Regions from separate parts of the Mus musculus genome. Here region 1 is linked to region 2. A link is a contact called in ENCODE Hi-C or POLR2A ChIA-PET data. All regions are on one chromosome and are shown on one strand. Each heading gives the region's core, a stretch centred on a gene start or an enhancer-like site at or near the end of the contact. The rest is flanking DNA. Distances are from core to core; before and after follow the strand shown. Region 1 overlaps Cdk19 (cyclin-dependent kinase 19). Region 2 holds the start of Cdk19 (cyclin-dependent kinase 19).

What was found. A loop is a pair of places that touch in the nucleus more often than their neighbours do. ChIA-PET counts read pairs that join two places held with the same protein, here RNA polymerase II (POLR2A).
Region 1: a loop to region 2 is called in a map of left cerebral cortex, with 4 times the contacts of the local background. The contact joins the enhancer-like site here to the promoter of Cdk19 in region 2. A Hi-C loop is called at or near these places in 1 of 37 maps with a recorded cell type or tissue (left cerebral cortex). POLR2A ChIA-PET finds 5 or more read pairs at or near these places in 2 of 5 experiments (both embryonic stem cell).

Annotation. Positions count from the first base shown.
Region 1 is chr10:40,445,214-40,448,127 of GRCm38, reverse strand. All of the region lies in intron 4 of Cdk19 (cyclin-dependent kinase 19), which reads right to left. Among named protein-coding and RNA genes, the nearest start is that of Gm32234, 7.4 kb to the left of the region's middle. Within about 2 kb of position 1,291, at least 1 of the 3 ENCODE cell types and tissues checked has a DNase peak (open chromatin) inside an H3K27ac peak, as active enhancers do; it is left cerebral cortex, where a contact is called at or near this core.
Region 2 is chr10:40,347,948-40,350,647 of GRCm38, reverse strand. It overlaps Cdk19 (cyclin-dependent kinase 19), which reads right to left and starts at 1,340. Exons shown (of 13, transcript NM_001168304.1): 1 at 927-1,340. The coding sequence starts at 1,054.

The DNA.
Region 1 (2,914 bases), core at 42-2,541, 98 kb before region 2:
ACTGGCCACATTCTTGAGTCTGTATTTCCAGAGTGGCAGAGGGCTGCCACAGAGGTGCAGGTGAGCAGGGAGCTTGAGAGGAGGGGAGGCAGGAAGCTGGAGAAAGGTCAGAGGAGAAAAGATGAGCGAGCATCTAGAGTGCACAGAGCCCCTCTGCGTGCCTGTCAGATGTAAACAAGAAATCTGAGGACATGACCAGAATGAATGAGTAGGTCACTGGTGGCCCAGTAAAAGTAGTTTTTCTTCAATTACAGAAGCCAAGGTGTCCTAAATAAACAAGTTAGTGTAAAGAAGACAAAGGCAAACTCAAAGGAAGCCTCTGAAGGCCGTAAGTGAGAACCTCTGACAGGTCATGATGCTTACACTGTAACATCATCCTATTGTACAAGCTATTTTGCATACTCTTTCCCATAACACTTGTAACTCCTAAGGTCTGAGATTTTTAAAGCACTTTAAAATTCTAAGATATAAGTACAACAAAGTCTGTGACCTGGGAACGACAAATAGCTTCATAGAATAAATAAAATGTAAGGACAGGAAATAGGCTTGTGCCACTTAGCTCATTAGGAGTTCTTGTGGTCAGGTTATGTTGAAAAACAGTGCTGGCACCACCATGAAATGAGCCTGCAGGGAAGAGCAGGAGGCTCCAGGGTGTCCTTGTGACCGCATACTCAAAGCCCATGAACCATGTGCTGGCTGACATGAAGGCAGGGGCAGTAGCTGGCCTGGAGCAGGGGCGTCCTACCAATTCTTGTACAAGCCAAGAAAGGAATGCAGAGCCTGAGCAGCACTCCCAGGGTGGCCTTCAGGTGGCAATAACTACAATTACCCAGTCATTGTTCATCCTTAAGTGGGATTGCCTGCTGTCCCCTCAGAACAAGCAAATATGGCCATCCACTGGTAAAATATGGTTAACTCTTCAGAGAATTTTTTCACACTTTTTAAAGATAGAAATAATCAGGGTATAGAGGGCTACGAAACCAGGCTTAGAACAACTCTATCCCATTCTCAAGATTTCATACTGGATTGTGTCTCTGAGTTTTTAATTATTAACAGACTAACTTTAATAATTAATATATTTTTATTTACATACTACTATTAATAAATTAATAATAAAAAGGAATTGAGGTATTCAATACCCAAACCTAACACAACCACCACAAACCTTAACAGACAAAAAAAGCAAACCAAAATTGTTCTGACCCAGTTACATCCCAATTAGCACAGACCCGCACGCTTCACCAAAACTCTTCTCCTTACTGTGAACACAAAATGCCAGCTGTGAAAGAAAGTGATACTGCTGGGCTTGCACACTTTAGTTGCCATAGAAACGGCAGAAATGGCAGAAGCTGGATGCCTCAAGTTATCAGCAATAAAATCAAACAGACAAAAATCAAAGCTACAGGGTTTTAGTTAAATTCTATTCTAAAGGCAAGTCATGAAAATATGCAACAGTAGCATGATTATACAGGGCTAGTCCTTTAATATTCATATTTCTACAGAATTTAGTAATTCTTAATCCTACACAGGATACTTTATATGTACTCCTGATCTGCTTTTCTGTTTATAGGATCAATTATTTCGCAGGGTTAAATTTCCTTCAGCTAATTGGTTTATCATAAATAGAACAACCACAGCAATCCACAAACATTCTACTCCGTTTGCTTTGCACTCCCTACTTCAGCATATCTGGGAATCTCAGTATGACTCTTAACAGCACCAAAGACCAACAGCAGACACACGAGTGACCCAGTCTTGAATGGTAGGGACAGGGACTCAGAGTTAAGTTGGGTTAGTTGCTGTAACAATGGACAATGCTGGCCTGATATTAATGGCTACAACTATGCTTTCATTTAAATACAGTGTGGTACAATTCCCCTCACATTTGATACAGAAGTCAAATCCCAGGATATTTATTTTGCACACTGTTCTTCATTGTTCCCCTGAACAAATAAGATTCTGTGCTACAGAACAAATAACTACCCAACAGGAAGCACTGTGCTTTCTTTTCTTGAACAAACAGAGTAGTCATTTGCAGACATTACTCTACCGTAATTATCTATACCATAAAAAACTTCATTAATTGGATAGCTGAGCATTTAAAAATACAGCAAGGCACAGTGACTAAACCAGTAATCCCAGCATTTGGGAAGTGGATGCAGGGTTCAAAGTCTTTCTTGGTTACTTAGCAAATTCAAGGCTAGTCTAGGAAACGAGAGCCAATCTCCAAACAAACAAACAAACGAATAAATAGAGATTGCTGGACATGGTGGAATACTCCCTTAATATCAGCACTTGAGAAGCAGAGGCAAATATAACTCTATGAATTCCCAGATAGCTAAGGCTACCTAAAAACAAAGCAAAACAAGCAAACAAGCCAGCAAACAAAAAGCCAAAGGGAAAGGAGTGGGGAAGAGGGATGGGAAAGGCAGAGGTGCGAAATGCAAGAATGCGACTTCACGCTTCTAGACATTAGAGAACAGAGCCCTGCCATACACTAGTCGGCTATGGAACAAAATATGAAGTACGTTCCCAATGGTGAACACTCACAATCTACCTAGTTATGGGGTTAGGTACAAGTGTCCTTTGATGGGTAACATCCCAATTTTAATAGAAGTATCAAGAGATGAATGAACACCCTAAAATATACTAAGATTATTTCTGATATGTTTTAAAATTTTGGATTTTATTCCGGGGTTCCAAAAACCACATGTACACTAATGATCCCCAAATTAAGACTACTAGGTCTCTAATCTCCCATGTTATCTTAGAAATAGATCATATTCACAAGTACCATAAACTCCTTCCATCTAAGATTAATTTTTCCTTCTCCCTAACAAAACTGTCTTTTCCTAGTATTCCTGGGTCAACAAAAGCAGAAGTCTGACCTTGGCCCTGTCCTTGAATCTAGTCA
Region 2 (2,700 bases), core at 91-2,590:
CACTCCGTTTTCTGTTCTTGGTGGTCTAGGTTCTCAATAAACACTACCAAAGCTCACAGCCATTTGACAGAGGCTAAGAACTTGAAGAAATCAAGATTTCTTCCTGAAGAAAAGAGAAATGGACCAGGTTTGGTGGCATACGCCTTTAATGATAGTACCTGATTAGCAGAGGCAGGCGAATCTCTCCGTTCCAGGCCAAGCAGGGCGCACAGATACCCTATCTTAAAGGGGGTTGGGGGGAATTAGATAGCCAAGATATATCTTATACCTAAGATAGCCAAGAGGCAGGAAAGATAAGCAACCAGAGAACACTTAAATCTTGTAATATACAATTTATCTCTCTCCAGGGTCCACCTTCAGAGTGCTGAATTCAGAATATTAAAATGTGGGAATCGGGAGCAGGATCGGGAAGTCCCCAGGTAAACATCAGAGATGAAGTCTGGGTTGGCAAGGAAGTCAGACCCAAGGGGCCAGCCAGGACCCCAAGCGCTGCGCCACCAGACAGGAGGCGCCCCCGCGAGCTTTCAAACCGCCGCCCCGGGAAGGCGCTGCGCCGATTGGAAGTTCCACCACTACCGTCACCAGCACAGGGCCAAACCGGTAACTCTTCAGCCAAGCCCTCCGGAGGGTCCCCGGGGACCAGACCCCTAAACTCCACCTCCAGGCGCGGTCTCCACCCGCCGCCCGCTGTTAATCACGCAGCCGCGACTCCAGGCGGGACCGACGCCCCCGACGGGGCTGCGCCGTACGACTTCGAGGGGCGCGACCGGCCAGCGGGGGGCGGCAGCACCAGTGCCTCCGAGTTAGCCCCGGGACGTCGCTCTGCGACCCACGCCGCCTCGTCCCGGGAGCTCCGACCCACCCAGCCCTCCGGGGCTCCGCAGCGGAGGGGACGGGACGAGCCCACTCCCCGCTCGCGCTCTTACCCATCTTTCCGCCTCGCCTTGTAGACATGCCCGTAGGTGCCGCGTCCCACTTTGCACCCTTCGTACTCAAACAGATCCTCCACCCGCTCCCGCTCCGCCGCCAGCTTCGCCTTGAAATCATAATCCATTGTCTGCTTCCCCCATAGAGAAACCGGGACGCGGGGGCCGCCGCCACTCAGTCCCTCCTCCACCGCCGCCGCTCCACTTCTCCAACAGCCGTCGCTCGGGCGCGCGCGCGCCGCCCGCCGCTCCGCGGTCCGCCTTCAGCAAGGGACTCCTCGGCGGCCGCGGCAGCCACCTCCTCCGCCTCCTCCTCCTCCGCGGCGGCGGCGGCGGCTCCCGCAGGCATCTACAGTCCCGCCTCCTCCCTTCATTTCCTTGTTTTGGAACCTGGTGGGCCGCGCCGCGGCTTTCTCGAACTCATTAAGGAACCAAGCGTCCCGCCCCAAGGTCGCGAGCCATTCTGGGAAATGTAGTTCAAGAGGGCTCGTGAGTTGTGCTACCTCCTCGGGAGCGGGGAATACAGTTCCCAGAGTTCCTGGGGCCTTTTGGGCCACGCCTCCACAAGGCATGTACGCCTGCGCTCTGCCGCCGCCCCACCCCCTCAGCGCGCGACTGCTGTTCCTGTAAACTGTAGCGCAAAGTTGCAGCGGGATTTTTGCGAGCCCGTGGGAGCTGGCGGGAAGGACACCTTTGCTGAGCTAGGAAGTAGATACCCGGCCCTGACTGTCATTAGGCTAGAAAAGCGGGAAGCACCTCACGAGAGCCTTGCTCTAGAGCTCATTCCGGCGCATCCGGAGCTTAGGACTGGGGTTTAGACAGTTGTACTACACATTGTTTGTTTTCTTGGGCAATTGATCCTCTGGTTGCCCCGCCCCTTGCCTCGGCTTATTGGCAGAGACTGAAGAGTGACGTCCGCTTTGGTGCCTGGTTATCTCCGGCTTTGGCTGTTTTCCCGCTCTTGATTGGTAATTGGATGTGCTCGGTTCTTCCTGATAGGTTAATCTTCTTTCTTTACGATGCAAAAACCGTATTTCAAAACCTGAAGATTCAGCGGTTTCCCAGCTCTTGCTAGGGGAACCGTGTAACTTCTACGGCCCACAGCCAATCATCTTTTTCTTGGCGCTCTAGTCGGTTTTATCCTAACATATGCGGGTGCGGTAGCCTAGCTTTAGCCATCTGTCTGAGAACAATTAAAGCGCTTGGAAGATTGCAAAAATGCAGCGTTTTAAAAACAATCGTTTTTGCTGGGTAGTAAAGCGTGTTTTACAGTAATGGCGAGGCTCACCTAGGGGTTTAAGGTATTTATCTTGCTCATGACGTTGATTCGTTATGGTGTCTGAGGCTCAGAACCCATCACCTCAAAGTAGTACTGTAAGAACTTAGAAAGTGCCTTACTAAAAATGTGACCCACTGCATATTGATGGCTTTTAAACCGAAAAGAAATTGAGATCCATTCGACACGCGCGTTTCAGCTCTCTTCCACTACCTAAAATAAAAGGCAGCATTTTATAACAAGATTAAATTTAAAAGGGAAATTTGATAAGGTGTCTGTGTCAAAAAGGCAGCTAAGCTATCCATAGACAACATTATTGCTGGGGAGACCATCTAAACAAAGAATCGACTTGTTATTTCCTCTTTATTTCCTTCCCTCTCCTTCATTTATCTCCAATACCTACTAAAACTTCCAATTCTTGTTCCTCTCTGTATGTCATGAGCTTCAATCATCAGGCCTTTCGATTTCATTGTGTAGGACTCCCGTGCGTACATCTAT